Regions from separate parts of the Homo sapiens genome. Here region 1 is linked to region 2. The links are chromatin contacts, found by Hi-C in ENCODE. All regions are on one chromosome and are shown on one strand. Each heading gives the region's core, a stretch centred on a gene start or an enhancer-like site at or near the end of the contact. The rest is flanking DNA. Distances are from core to core; before and after follow the strand shown.

Region 1 (7,098 bases), core at 1,677-4,176, 36 kb after region 2:
CTATCTTTCTCAAGAAAATGGGCAAAAGACCTAGCAAAATTTGTTAGTTTTTTGTAATCTGCACCCCCAACACCTAACAGCCTCAGTTACTTTGACACAGTAACTAACATTAATAATATGTGATGCTAATAATTCTGATAAATGATGCTTATTTTTCTAAGGCGGTTTACTAAAGCCAAAGTCTAACAGTTATCTCACATTAACACAGCTGAGTATGATCTCAGATGCTATTTTCAAACGGTTTTCCTTGGTTGTGTATTTAGCCTAAATCTCCAGCAATTACATGGTATTTCATTTCATTTCTGTAATGCTAACTGTACTTTAAAATATTAAATTACAACTGATGGAATCTCCCTTCCCTTATGGAAACAGATCCAAGGCAAACCTATAGAGTTTGTGGACCGAAGGGGATAGGGGCTGTTCATTTTTAAAACAATTACTATTCTCTGAAAGTGTGTTATTTTCAAAGCGCCCATCAGTGACAGTTTCCCAATAGGTCAATTCACTATTTTTCTTAACTGGACAGCAAATATTTTAAGGGTATCTGATAGCTCCCTCTGAGTCCCCTATGTATTGTTGATTCTTCACTAAACTACTAATTGTTCTAAATGGAATTTAGGCATCAGCATATTTCCATGATCTTTCACACCCCTACACAGAGATTTTCTTCTTCTCCTAGGTTAAACTAATACTCAGTACCATAGATTTCTGAAATTGCCCCTTCAGGGAAAGAAAAGGTGAAAACTAGAGAATTCTTGTCCCCCCTGCCACCCAAACACACACACACACTCACTCATACAGTCAATGACACCCTCCAAAATAATGTTTCTGAATTCTCTACAGAACAAGATGGCAGACATATTTCAAAATATATTTCATCCAATCGTTACAAACAGCTTAGCAATAGATATTTGAGTTGGAAAAAATATCAACATTGGGTGAAGGGATAAGGTGACCCTTTGAAATTGCCTGCAGCACTAACAGAAAACCAGAACACCATCTCTTTCTCCAGCTCCCACGACTGCTCCAAAGTAGAGCCAACAAGTCCTACAAGACGCACAAGCGGGTGGCCACTAGGGACATCCCATTTCCAGGCACCATTTAGCAAGTAGAAGAGGAAAACCCACACCACGGAAACCCCTTAGTGGGTGCCTTGCTCTGTAAATGTAATGGAATTAAAGGCGGTCTCCTGAAACTGCCTGGGGGCCTCCTCCTTGGGCCGTGGGACGCGCAGCGCTGGTCCCTACCTCGGATTTCCACACGACGTAGGGGTGCCCGCGACTGTCGGGTGGGGACTGGAACTTCCTCTGCTGGAGCCACCTCCTAGGAGAAGCGAAGATGCCATTGGGGCCTCCCCCGGATGAACAGAGGATGCTGGAAGCGCTTCGGCTACTGGCTGGCCCGGCCAGGACAGAAGGCAGGTCCCAGGCCATGCTCTTCTTGAGGCCGCCGCGACCCAGGGGAACCTCATAGTCAAAGTGAAAGCTGCCGGATGGTGACTTCTCCTGCGGGGTGCTGGGTGTGGAGAAGGACGAGCAAAGAGGTCCAGGAGGCGGTAGCCTGGTGGCCCTGGGGGGCGGACCCCGGGAAGAGGACGCCAAGCGAGGGCCGAGACTCTCGGCTGGGAGTGATGGGGAGTAGAGGCGGCCCGCCGTGGCTCCCCGCGCACTGCCCTCCGCGCCCGCCTCGTCGCTCCCGCAGCCGCCGATCAGGGCCGGGTCCAGGCTGCGGGTCTGGCGCAGCTTCCTCTTGGAGAAGCCCTTGGCCGAGGCCGCGCTACTTGAAGCGGGCGAGGAACAGGAGAAGACGCTGTGGAGCAGGCTCTGCGCGGACATCTCGGCGGGGCTGCACCTGAGGACCACCTCCTCCTCCCTCCCTGGACGCTGGTGGCTTTGGGTCGGGAACCGAAAGGGACTCAGGCAAAGGTGCCAGGCGGGGCTGGCCCGGGGTTTGCCCAGGGCAGTGGAGAGCAAAGCCCAGCTCACGCGCCGCCGGTGCGCTCCAAGTGCCCCGGCGGCGGCAGGAGCAGCAGATCCATCACCAGCCTTCTAGGAAAATGGGTCTGGGGACCTCCTGCAGCCGCTAGAACCTTCCTCCGGAGCCCAAGACGCGAAGAGGGTCAGGAAGAGGAGGAGGAAGGTCAGGCGCTCGCTGGGTTCCCAGCTCCAGCCTGCCAGCGCCACTCCCCCTTCCTAGCTGAGGCGGGAGACGCAGCGCTCCTGCTCGCTGGCTCTGGATGGCCTCTAAGACTCCAGCAAGCTCCTCCTTGCGGCCCGAGGACAGTCCCGAGGGCCAGGGAGAAGGCTGCCTGGGCGTGCGCCCAGGGCGCGTCCACCGCGCTCCCGGCGCCGCGAGAACTTCCTCCCGCTCCTGAGCCGGGCGCCTGAGCTGCGCCTCCCTGCACTCTCTCCTTGCCCCGGCGCCCGAGGTTGCGCGCCTGGCCTCCGCTGGGCTGCTGCGCCCACTCTTCCGACTGCAGAGGCTCAAGGGTTGTTCCAAGCTCAAGGTTCCCGCGGGGTCTCTGTCTTGCTGCAGTGTGGGGACACCGAGCGTGCTGCGCCCGGGACCTCCAAAGACTGCGTGCCCACGGTGGGATGGAATTCCCGGCGGCGCTCAGCGCTCTCCGTGGAGGAGGGAGCTCAGGAGACAGCCCCAAGGCCGGGTGTGTGTGTTCCGCCGGAGAGGAACACGCTATTCGCAGCCCAGCCTTGGGCCCAGGGCAGACGCGGAGATGACCCCGTACGCTCGCTCTAGAGGCAGCGGGAAGGGGGCGGCCAGGACGTGTAGAGCTGGAGGAATGCCGGGGCTGGAGCTGGGGCGGAGCCAGGAGCAGGAGAAAGCAGAACGTGAAGAGTTTTCCAGGCGCCAAACCTGCAAGCGGCGAGGAGAGAAGGCAGCTCGCCACTGATACCGGGTCTCCTGGGGAGAAAGTCGTGAGGACGGAAGTGCGGACCTTCTCCCCCGTCTCCCCACCCCCAGATCAAGGGTCGCGCCAGCTCCACTCACGTTTCTGGAAAGGAAGGGAAGTGTCAGATTGCACCCCACCCACTGGTGTCAGATGGGCAGCCGGGGACGATTGCTCTGAAGTTGGAGTTAAATCTCCTGCCTTTTCTCCCCGCGCCCCCCCACCCCGCCCTGTCCCGGCTGTTTTTGTTTTTAAAAAGGAAGGATAGATAGGAAACTGTCTAAAAGCAGTGGCTGCCGATGAATGAGCTGGAGATGGAGACCTACTAAGAAAGTGGAGGGGGAGGAGCCTTTGCCGTGGAAGGGGTCCTGAGCACGTGCGGAAACGTGCTCTAGGAGGAGGGGTGAGTGAGGCCGGGTAGGGGGCAGGCGCCGGGCGCAGCTTCAGCCCAGAGGCTGCAGAGATTGGCGCTCACAAAGCGATCTGTCTCCGCGTCCCGCTCTGGGACGCCTCGGGTCTCAGCGCGGTGGCCACAGTCCTGGGAAGCTGGAGAACGCTGGGGAAATCAATCTTCCCGGCAAGGAGATGAGTCTGAAAGCAGCTTCTCCCGCTGTCGGACCCCTGGAATCTATAAAGCGCAAAGCCTCGCCCTCTTGGAGGGCTTTTTGATGTAACAGTTAAGCTTTGCAATGCAACTTACAACCATCTCAGCAGGGAGCAGACAGAATGTTGGAAATGTCTACTTTGTGTTTGTGTCCTCTTTTATCACTTAGGGATGAAGATAATTTTATATAAATGTAAAGGTGACTCTACCATTTCTTTTATTTTGGAGAAAAAATACAATGAAATTATAAATACAGATGTTGGACACGAACATTCCTCTTGCATATCTACCAGAATTGTCCAAGTTTGATTCTGGAAGACTTCCTTTATTCCCTATGACATATTCAGGGGAAAAGTTAATTTACTTAGACTCTTTGAAAAGCGTGTTTGGTGTTCCTAGGTGTTCAGCTATTTTGGAGGAGGTACGTCATGAAATCTAATTAGGAGAATTCGTTGTCTCCACAAAGGGCGTCGGGCTCCCAGGTCTTGGCTGTACTCGTTTTTTGTAAACGCAGCCGAACAGACTGCACCCTTAGAGATTTTTTTTCCGGTAGCTTTAATGAGCTATCTGCTGTCTGAAGACAGAGTTCGATTCTAGTTTCCCATCCCCCATCGCTGTCCATCTCTTCTCACCCTGAGCTTCTTAAGTATTTTCAGCGGCTGTCAATCAGGTGTGCTGCTGACAGGCACAGTGTTTAAAAAGAGCTCTTGCTCCCCTGCCTAACTACACCCAGGCCAAGTTACATTTGGGGGCTTGTTGGCATTGGCTTTCTTCCCTCCTCATACAAGTCACATTAGAAGTAAAAGTGTGTGGGTCTTGTCTGCCCTTTCTTTAGTAACAAAACTGTAATTTATCACTGGTAATGGAAACACTTAATGTCTCTACCACTGGGATACGAATGCATGGTTATGCCTCATTGCATGGTTATGCCTCAGTGGAGTTTGGCATTCGGGGTAGATGGTTAACAGAGTCACTTCACAGAATCACTTATAACTCAAGGGGGGTGAGCAACTTGATGATTGTATTTGATGATTTATATATTTCTCTAACCCCATATGATAACCATGGGGTAGCAAATGAACCCCTGCCATGACTGTATAGGCTAGTATGAATGCCCCCAGGCACAAGGGCATACATTCTTGCTCATGGGTGTTGGAGAGCCAACCAGCAGAGGGATTCTTCTATTAGCACTCCTAGGGCTTGGAACACACACATGCCAGTTAATTCATCATCTAGTTTCCAAGTGTTCCTGACCCTCCAGGAAACTGGAAACTTGTGTCATTGTTGGGAACAGTGAATAAATTGTTTTAAATATTAATCAAATTAGACTGGGGCTCCTTTTAAAAACTCAGTGTAAGTATGTGTGCTTTTAATACCTGGGGCAGGGGATGTTGATGTTCTTCTAGAAAGACTTTGTAAGAATTTTTTTGGATTTTTTTAAAACTATTTTGATTTTCAACCTGACTGCTATTAGGTTTACCTTGCAGTCATAGTGGCTTATGGTGGATTCATTCATTCCTATTTAAGGCATTCTATTTAACTCTTGTTTGTTATATATTCTCTTTGTTTATATAGACTCAACTCACATTGGCCTTTCTGATCAACTGTCAGGTTATGCCAAATTCAGTTAAGGAAGATCTATGGGTTTTGGTTACCAATTTCAAAAAATGGCTGGTTTTGTTACATTGCTTCCCAGAATCCTTCTTACAATTCATCAGCTAGCTTCAGAAGCATTATAATTGGTAGTCAAGAAATAAATAGTTTTAATGTATATGCTTTCAAAAGCAGGTTTCTAAGACTTTGCTTTGCTTCTCTATTAGGGCATTTGATATTGAAAATAGTGCCTATATTTGTTAATTTTTTCCTCAGAGACAAAGTTAATCAAAGACTTGGGATACCTTTCATTAAAGAGCAGAACATTCTGTTCACTATTCATTCCCAATGATAATTATTGTAGACATCTAGGATTTAAAAAACATCTTATGCTATCTATTCCATCTGGTCATGGCACAAGAATATTCCAATGGAAGTTCTAGAATCCTTGGACTGACATCAAGCTATCCTCTTATCAGAGATCCTAGAAAACTCATCAGTATTCTTTCTATTCCCTTGAGAGACTGTTCTACAAACACACACATCTTACTATCAAAGGATATATTCTGATGCTTAACCTAAATTTCCTTTTCCTTAACTTTATCCCTTGAAGCTTTTCATATCTCCAGCCAAAATTCCTCTTTATCCTTGGTGTTTAGACCCCAAAGCTATTTGTAGATTTTTATCATGCCCTTTGGGTCTGACTCTGTGGTTTGGCTACACTATAAAGTTCATATTTTGCTTTAAAACCATCACTGTAGATGATCTTTTCTGGACTCCCTCCAGTTGCTTTTGTTTTTCAGTCCTGAGGTCCAATATTCCAGGTTAGGGCATCCTATTTTGCTCTTGTTTGTTATATAATCCCATTGCTTAAACAGTCTCAAATCACACTGAACTTTCTGATTGAGTGTCATATAATATTTCAGACTTCTATCTGATTGGCTCCCAACTTTTAGCATTGTTGATTTTCATTTCATCCTGCCCATGTCTCTCAAACTGATCATGATCCCCCGATATCATTTCTATGTTCTTAGTGGGTAAACAGTTCACAGCATCTCACTTGCCCATAAAAGTCCGGGTTCTGTCTCCAAGCTCCTGAAACATGAAAAAGAAGCATCATTTAAATCTGTGTGACATGCATGGAATACATGAGAGATATGTGGAGAAATTTTACAAGGCTTAAGAATGCAAATTGCATTAAATAGCCCAACTTCCCCATGCCTGAACTAAAAATGTTTCTTTAGATTCCTATGCCAGCTGCCAAAGCACTTAAATTACAATCGACAAACGTCAGTGGAGGTAAACCTAGAGTCTTTGAGTACAGGAAATTTTTGTCTTCTATTACATTTATATACCAACAGGCAAGGTTTTTGGCTCAATATTTTGGATCAATTTCACATAGCCCAGAATTGGAACCATGAACCCTCCAGGTACACACTTGAGGTTTTAATATTCCTCTAGTTGATATCCAGACCTGTGAAATTTTTTTTTCTGACGTTATATTCGGAAACCCAAATGACTATTCTTATTCATCTTTCCCAGTTTTTCCCCACTCTGTGTGCCTAATTTTGCCATTTCTCACCAATTGTGACCTTAAAAAATTAAATTCAGTAAAAGAAAACGACTGTATCTGTGTCAGCATCTGCATTGAACACACGAACATCCACTTGCAACATTGTCCATTTTCTCATTTTCTGTGCAAATATTAGCAACATGTTCTATGTTTTCTAGTGTTTAATATTTATCTTCTAGACTTAAAAAAGCAGGAGTTTGGCATAGGCACATTTTCTGCCTTTTCGCTTACATGTTTATTTCTTGAGCAGGTATGAGTACACTATTTTTTTCTTCTTTTTTTTTTTTTTTTAAATACAGTTTCACTCTGTGGCCCAGGCTGGAGGGCAGTGGCGCCATCTTGGCTCACTGCAATCTCCACCTCCCGGGTTCAAGCGATTCTCCTTCCTCAGCCTCCTCAGTAGCTGGGATCACAGGCACCTGC
Region 2 (7,896 bases), core at 854-3,353:
TAGGTCAAAGTGATTAGGAACCCACATCTGGCTTCAAGTCTTAGCTTTGCCCTTATTGTGTGATTTTGAGCATATTATCTAATCTCTGGTCCTCAGTTTCCTCATCTGTAAAGTGGAGAATTAACATTATTTACATGAGATTAATGAGAGATAAAATGCAATTACTAATCTAATTCACTCAGTACCTGGCGTAATAAGTAGTAATTTCTCATTAAGTGATGATTGCTATGGTAGACATCATTTCCACTATGGAGTTCAGAGACTGGTATATGCAACCTTCAAGCCTTCAGGTAGTGTACACTATTCAGAATAAAACTACTGTTTCCAAAAAATTAATATCCCTAATGGTTAGTTTTCCAGTCAATTCACTGCTTTTTGTCTCTATTTTTAGACCCACAGGTAAACTTTCATTAACAATGTAATATAAAAGTGAATGTCACTGGTAATTTGAGAATAAGTTGAAACAAAGATGAGGCATTTTTATTTGCAATAAAGCAATTCAATATCCAATTGTTTATTAGGCCACAGCTTTAAAAACAGCTGACTTGGGTAGTATTTGAGATTTTAGAAGAAAACAAAATGTACTAGATAGATCTGTCTGTCATCTAAAATGGTTGACATAGAGGAAAATATTTATGATTGTGCTGTCATGGCTAAGCTTCTGAAATAGACATCACAAAGTGATTTCACAGACAATTATTTGAAAGATACAGGGAAAATTCTATTATGGTTACATTTGAAAAGCAACTTTTCCCCCAACATCATCTTCTGATTCAGTAAAGGTATAAGTGAATCTGTAAAGAGGGAATTGTATTATTGTGTAATGCTGAGGATTTAAAGGATTTCTTATTGAAAGCTTACTAGTTTCTTTTTACAAAGCTTTCTTTTAAAACAGCTATATTCTCTGCATATTTTGCATACGTGCAAATGGTAGCAAGACAACATTTCTTTCTGTGATACTCTACAGCTAGTTGGGTCATCAGAGCATGAAGAGATTCTAACCATTCACAATTTTAGGTACTGCTGTGAACTAGAATAATAATAGCCATTTCCTCCAGAGCTCACCATCTAAGTGTCGCTAAAAATCTGCTACGTGAAAGCAAGTGAGCAATGAACAGATCAACTCCTTTTCCCTAGTACGGAGTCTTTTCCACAAAATGGATATAAGAAACGTTTGGCAAAACTGGAATTGTTTTCTCCCTGCTTAAATATTTCATGTGGGTATAAATACTTCCTGTCTTGTTATTAGCAGAAAATAATTATGTGTACTAATCATTCCATAATGTCCAACCACAGCTAATTTTGGTCATCTGCTTACAGTAAGTGTTTAATTATTATTACTGTCATATGATCATCCCCATGCTTCAGATACGTGTGTGTGTGTGTGTGTGTGTGTGTGTGTGTGTGTATACACGAGCTAGAGCTCGAGTCTTACAGATCTTCTATCTTTACTATCTTTACACATCTATACAAAATTACTTAGTTCATTCCAAGAGACAGCTAGGAAAGGAGGGAACCTGCCTACTTTCCTCCATCTCCACCACCTTCATCTGCCATTACCTTTAGTGGCTTCAACATCAGAGCATACAATTACCTCACAGTTCCACAGTTCTCTTAGGTCCAGAGAATTCTGTATTTGCAATTCATGAGTGTGGTCACCCCATCTTAGATATCTGCCATCACTTGGAAGTGCTTGACCTACAAATGTTCTCTGACTACCAACTTCTATCCTTCAATTTAACATATGTCTTTAATCTTTCTACATGTGCTCTTTGTGGTCATTTTTCACTCATTCATTTATGCATTCATTCATTAACAAATATTGATATTTATAATGTATGCCAAGCACTGCACTTGGAACATGGAATAAAATGATAAACAAGACAAACATGATCCCTGATCTAATAAAGCAATTATGAATATAAATATTATATATATTCATATATATATTCTCAATAGGACATTGAATCCTTAATAAAAATTTACTATAAGTCACTCTTAAATCACAAAGGAAGCATTCCATTATTAAAGCACATACTCCCACGAATTGTAAGACAAAGGCATTGCCTCTGTATCCAGGAATAAGCCGCTCCCCAAGGCACTGAGTGGCCACAGGATGGCTGGGCTGAGGCTCGCATTCACACACCCTTAAGAGTTCCCTGCCAAACCTGACCTCATGTTTCAACCACAAACACACAGCTAATAATAGCTTCTGCTCTTAACTTACAAAATACAATTCTTAAAGGCAATTTTTGAGAACCAGCCAGATTTCCAAAAGAAAAATTTCCAAAGCCTAACCAGTAACTACTACCAAAACAAAACTTCTCCCAGCAGGCATATGGCACTTTCAAGTCTCACCAGCAAAGTCCTTTGAAAAGAATCGAAGCTCCCCCAACTAGTGTGTGTGTGTGTGTGTGTATTCACCCTACAGGTCAAGTCTATTAATTACCTCCTGCCAGTTTCTGTTGTCTCAAAGTGACAAGCAATGGGTGGAAAGCTTTTGGGATAGGATCAACAAAAATGTATTACCAAATATATATATATGATAGATAGATAGAAAGTTGTTAGTAGAATTTGGCATGTGTTTAGTAGCTCTGAGGGAAATGTTTATGTAAAGCGTTACATTCAGTTAAAAAGAAAAGATGCAGTGTCATATGTTTTCCACCCTTCAATTTAAAAATCTGATTATAACCTCTTCAATACACTATTTAGGCTACTTGTAAAAGCAAGACATCCAAGAGGTCCAAGTCAAATGATTTCCAAAAGGGCAGATTATGAAACATATAGACATCAAATCCCACTTATGATATAGATGCCTGGGCCCTATAAATCTGTGGACAAATAAAATCCATCCTCTGTGCAGTTCTGTCAGGTCAAAAAGATGCTATGAGGGTGGGGACCATGTCTCTTCTGTTCACAAATGTATGTCTACTGCCTAGTGCAGTTAGCAAGATGGCTGGCATGTACTCAATAAACATTTGATGTTTGAGTTAATGATGAATGAAAGGATGGATGGATGGATGGATGGATGGACAGACAGAAAAGCAGATGAATGCAGATAGTTACCTGGACAGGCGGAGAATGAGTAGGGGTAGAGAATAATCAATGATTTAGGAAAAGATTTCTGACCAATGTTAACGACATTCTTCCTTTGACTGGCAATAAGACAAAATACTCTGAGCAAAGCTTTGAAGTTAGATGAATCAAAGTGTGGATCCTGAAGCGACCTTTGATTAAGTATGCAATGTTAATATGAATAGCATCACCTTTTTTGTCCGATTTCCTCATCGCTAAAATTGAAAAATAAAATTTATTTGTAGGATTATCGAGAGGATGGGATGGAGTAACAATGAAAGCGGCCGCTTGGCTGCCTGGCCAGGCACTGTTTTTTTTAAAATGCTGGGACAAGGTAAATTGAAGAGAGTTGATGATTGTCTCTATGCCAAAGGACATGTCACTCATGTAAATGGAACAGAGATAATAGTTCAGATAATTCAGGCCCCTGGAAATCTACAATCATTTCAAATATGCATAGATAAAAGATCTTGTGCAATGTCTGTGTTGTAGCCATATGTCTTTAAGTAAAATGCTCATCAAAATAATCAACTCTTCCCTCAAAAAGGTAAAATGGGCTGGGCACAGTGGCTCATGCCCATAATCCAAGCATTCTGGGAGGCCGAGCCGGGTGGATCACCTGAGGTCTGGAGTTCAAGACCAGCCTGGCCAACATGGTGAAACCTCATCTCTACTAAAAATACAAAAATTAGCCAGGCGTGGTGGCAGGCGCCTGTAATCCTAGCTACTTGGGAGGCCAGAGGTAGGAGAATTGCTTGAACCTGGGGAGCAGAGGTTGCAGTGAGCCAAGATCACGTGATTATACTCCAGCCTGGGCAACAAGAGCAAAACTCCGTCTAAAAAAAAAAAAAGTAAAATGGACTTTATTTCCAGTGTCTCCATAGCACGACTCCCCAAGTTCTAAGTGTTCCAATGTTATTTTAAGAGATCACAAACTACGGGCAAAGGGAGGCACAAAAGTCTACAGCAGGGAGCAGCAAACATTTTCTGTAAAGGATCAAATAAAAACTATTTTAGGCTTTGATAGCCATCCAGTGTCTGTCACAGCTACTCAAATCTGCTATAAAAGCGCCAAAGCTGCCACAGACAATATGTAAATAAAATGGGTGTAGCTATGTCCCAATAAAGCTTTATTTGGACCTTGAAATTTGAATTTCATGTCATTTTCATGTCATAAAATATTGTTTTGATTTTTTCCACCATTAAAAATATAAAAAGCATTCTTTGCTCACAGGATGTACAAAAATGCATGTATGAAAGGCTGAATTGGGCTCATGGGCCATAGTTTACTGACCCCTGGTCTACAGAAGGTGGTTTTTAAATACCCAGCTAGAGTGCTTTAAGGACTCAGGAATATTTGCCTTAAATATGATGTAAATGTTCTCCTAATCTGACAGTAAGAGTTAAGAATATAATATTTAATATTTCACCTAGAAATGAAGAACTATTGTTAAGCTACTCTATTAGTGAAATTTGTGAATACTTAAAACATGCAGGTATTTGCTGCCAGACACAGATTAGCTAATATCTACATTTTCTAGCAAAGACATTAGATTAAGAAAACAAAAGTAAGGGGAAATAATTTTCTTCTGGTTTCAGCTTAATCAATTGTTGAAGTGTGTTTTAGAGTGATGACAATTGGAAAGGTATTAAATATACTTCATTTCCCAATAATACATAACAACTTGCCATCCTGCTGCTAGAAAGCCTTTGGGGTTACCATTTATGTGACTTTATTAAAACCTGCCTTTATGGGTAGAGAATTGAAATACCTTAAACATAGCTTAACTATTAACATTTGCAAAGCTCCAATTTGATTTGAACACTAATCCTCTAAGTTAGAGACTTGGAATTATTTGTTCTATTCTTTATTTTCCTTTAGCAAATTGCAGCTTTAATTGACGTAATTATAACTCCCACAGATTCCGCATGAATGGTCACAGTGTAAAGAACATAATATAATTTCTACTTCTGTCTGGTACATTAAGACCCAGCAGGAACTGAGGAAATTAGAATTGTCAAATTAGAAATTTCCAGTTCTCACAAATACATGTATTTAAGTGGATGCCCTGCCATATGTAGTTTAAAACATGCTGTAATGGGCACTGCTGGTAGCCACCACATCTTCTAAGATCCCTTTTACTAACTTTGTGTGTCCATCCCTTGGCTTTTGTGGGCTTTGCTGCTAGTGACTGGCACCTGTCCCCTTTGTGCTGAAGCCAGCTCACACATGCCAGAAGTGCCTGAGACACTTAGCCATTGACTGGTGTGTGAGTACCAATGCCCAGAGCCTTTGCCTCATGGTGGAACAAACTCTGAGGTATAATTTACCCTCCCAAGCACCCCGTGGGATCTAGGCTGACCCTGGGACTCCACCCAAAACTACACCCTTGCTTGGCTTCTTCCCCTTCCTACTCCACTACTGTTCTGGCTTCTTTCTAAAGCTCTTCCCTACAAATCACTAGCACTCAAACCCTTAGCTCTGTCTGCTTTGTGGAGAATACAACCTAAAACATATGCAATTGTCTAAATGCTGCTGGTAACAGCTACGGCTACCTGGACAAACATGCCTTGGTTTTTGTTTTACCTTTTCCCTTATAGTATTGGCTGTGTGTCAATACACCCTCCCTGTCCCAGTGCCATGAATGCCTTTGCAGAAACAGTCATAAGCTTGCCTATGAGTAGGATCTCTTTAAACTTACCTTTTGTTTCTCTCTACCTCCCCCATTACTTCTCCATACCTTCTTCTGAGGGACTGAGCCACTGGGAGACCTCCTGTGACCTGCCATGATGGGTCATTTTTAGCATCACTCCACTATACCCACTGTTTCCAATTCACTGACATTCCATCACCCTTTCATATTGCATGTAGCCTGTTGGAGTTCAATCAACCTATATTTACTGAGCACCTGCTTTGTGTGCTTATTCCTCATAGGAAATGTGGAAGTGGAAGGCGTCTGGACAGACTAGCATTTGAGTTCTAAATCACAGTACTGACAAGCTGCACAACCTTGAACCATTCACTAGACAAGATGCATTGAGCTTCATTTTTCTGATCTATAATGAAGGAATTGATGCCTCCTTTGGAATTTGGTGAATGGATGTGGCTTTTTGTTTGAAATGGGGGTGTCTATTACATATCAGTCAAGGGCATGCCTGTCTCCAGCTCCCAGCTCTGTGCTAGCTGTGCTGCTCTCAGTAAGTTGCTTTTTGCCTATTTTCTGTAAAACAGCATTTATAGTGGTACCTGACTCAGAGTTGTTGTGAGGATCAAATAAGTTAATATTTGTAAAACAAATAAGGAGCACTTGATAAATGTTCACTGAAAAGCATTCTCCTATGTGTATATTTACTTATGGATTGAGTGGTTTAAGCCATGTGCTTGGCTATTTTTTTTTTTTTTTTTGAGACAGGGTCTCACTCTGTCTCCCAGGCTCCCAAAGGTTTGGGACTGCAGGTGTGCACCACCATGCCCAGCTGATTTTTCTTTAATTTTTTGTAGAGATGGGGTCTGCCTATGTTGCCCAGGCTGGTAATTATTTTTATTTAAATTCTTAATAAGCTTTAACTAATAATCATATGAAGACATAATAAAATAAAAATTAAAATCACAAAGAGATACTCTTTCTCAAGTTGACTAATTTGTTTAACCATTCAGTGCTGGCCAAGGTACATTGAAATACTCAGAGGCATTTTAATAGCCTAACTTTCTGGAAGGTAATTTAGCAATATTCCTAAATCCTTAAAATTATGCATACCTTTTGGATCATTTATCTTATGGCAATGAATTTTGTTGGGATAATAAGATATGTAGTCATTGTAGTGAAAGATGGATGTATGAGGATGTTCACTTTAGTGGTAGTCATAGTAGCCAGTAATTAGAAATAATCTAAATATCCAATTAGATAAGAATAATTAAAATTTGGCATATCCTTACTATGTGATTCTTTTCCACCTGGAAAAGAAAAATCATATTTTCAGTAATTTTTAATGACACAGGAGATTTTTAATAAGAAAATGTTAAGTAAAAATGCTATTAAACTATAAATGAGACACTCTGTAATTATATTAGTTACCTATTGCTATGTAATAAAGTACTTCAATCTTAGCAGCTTAAACCACACACATTTGTAATCTCAAAGATTTTGTGGGTCAAGAATCCAGGCACAGCTTAGCTGAGTCCTCTGCTCAGACTTTCACAAAGCCATGATCAAGGTGTCACTGAAGTGGGGGTTTCATCTGGAGGCTCAACTGGAGAAGGATTCACATTCAAGCTCACCCACATGGTCATTGGCAGGATTCAATTCCTTAAGAGTTATGAGACTGAGAAATCAGTTCCTTGCTGGCTGTTAGCCAGAGGCCACTCTCAGTTTTTTGTCATGTGGACCTCTCCAGTATGACAGCTTACTTCATCAAATCCAGCAAGATAGAACCGGCTAGCAAGTCAAACTTCACAATCTTTTGTGACCTCATCATGTAAGTGATGTCCTCCCAAAGTTGTCATCTCTTATTGGTTATAAGCAAGTTATACGGAGGGGATTACACAAGGCTGTGAATGCCAGAAGGCAAGGATCACTGTATAGTATATAAATAACACAAAAGACTACTTCAAGGAAACATACCCAAATAGTCCAAGTAATTATCTCTATAATAAAGGATTATGAGTGGTTTTTGGTTTTGTTTCTACATTTTTTTGTATTCTATGAGATTTTTTTAAAATGAGCATATATTACTTTTATAATTAGAAAAATATCCACTTTATATTTTTAATAAATACTTAGTAAAATTTAATTATAATTTTGCTCAGAATGCTACAATTAA

What was found. A loop is a pair of places that touch in the nucleus more often than their neighbours do.
Region 1: a loop to region 2 is called in a map of prostate gland, with 3 times the contacts of the local background. The contact joins the promoter of ARHGAP6 here to the enhancer-like site in region 2. A Hi-C loop is called at or near these places in 2 of 168 maps with a recorded cell type or tissue (posterior vena cava and prostate gland) and 2 of 37 single-sample maps with no recorded cell type.

Annotation. Positions count from the first base shown.
Region 1 is chrX:11,662,994-11,670,091 of GRCh38, forward strand. ARHGAP6 (Rho GTPase activating protein 6) reads right to left here and starts at 2,927. Exons shown (of 13, transcript NM_013427.3): 1 at 1,248-2,927. The coding sequence starts at 1,835.
Region 2 is chrX:11,627,613-11,635,508 of GRCh38, forward strand. The region is part of intron 1 of ARHGAP6 (Rho GTPase activating protein 6); the gene reads right to left. Among named protein-coding and RNA genes, the nearest start is that of ARHGAP6, 34 kb to the right of the region's middle. RefSeq lists a silencer at 2,094-2,203. Within about 2 kb of position 2,104, at least 3 of the 41 ENCODE cell types and tissues checked have a DNase peak (open chromatin) inside an H3K27ac peak, as active enhancers do.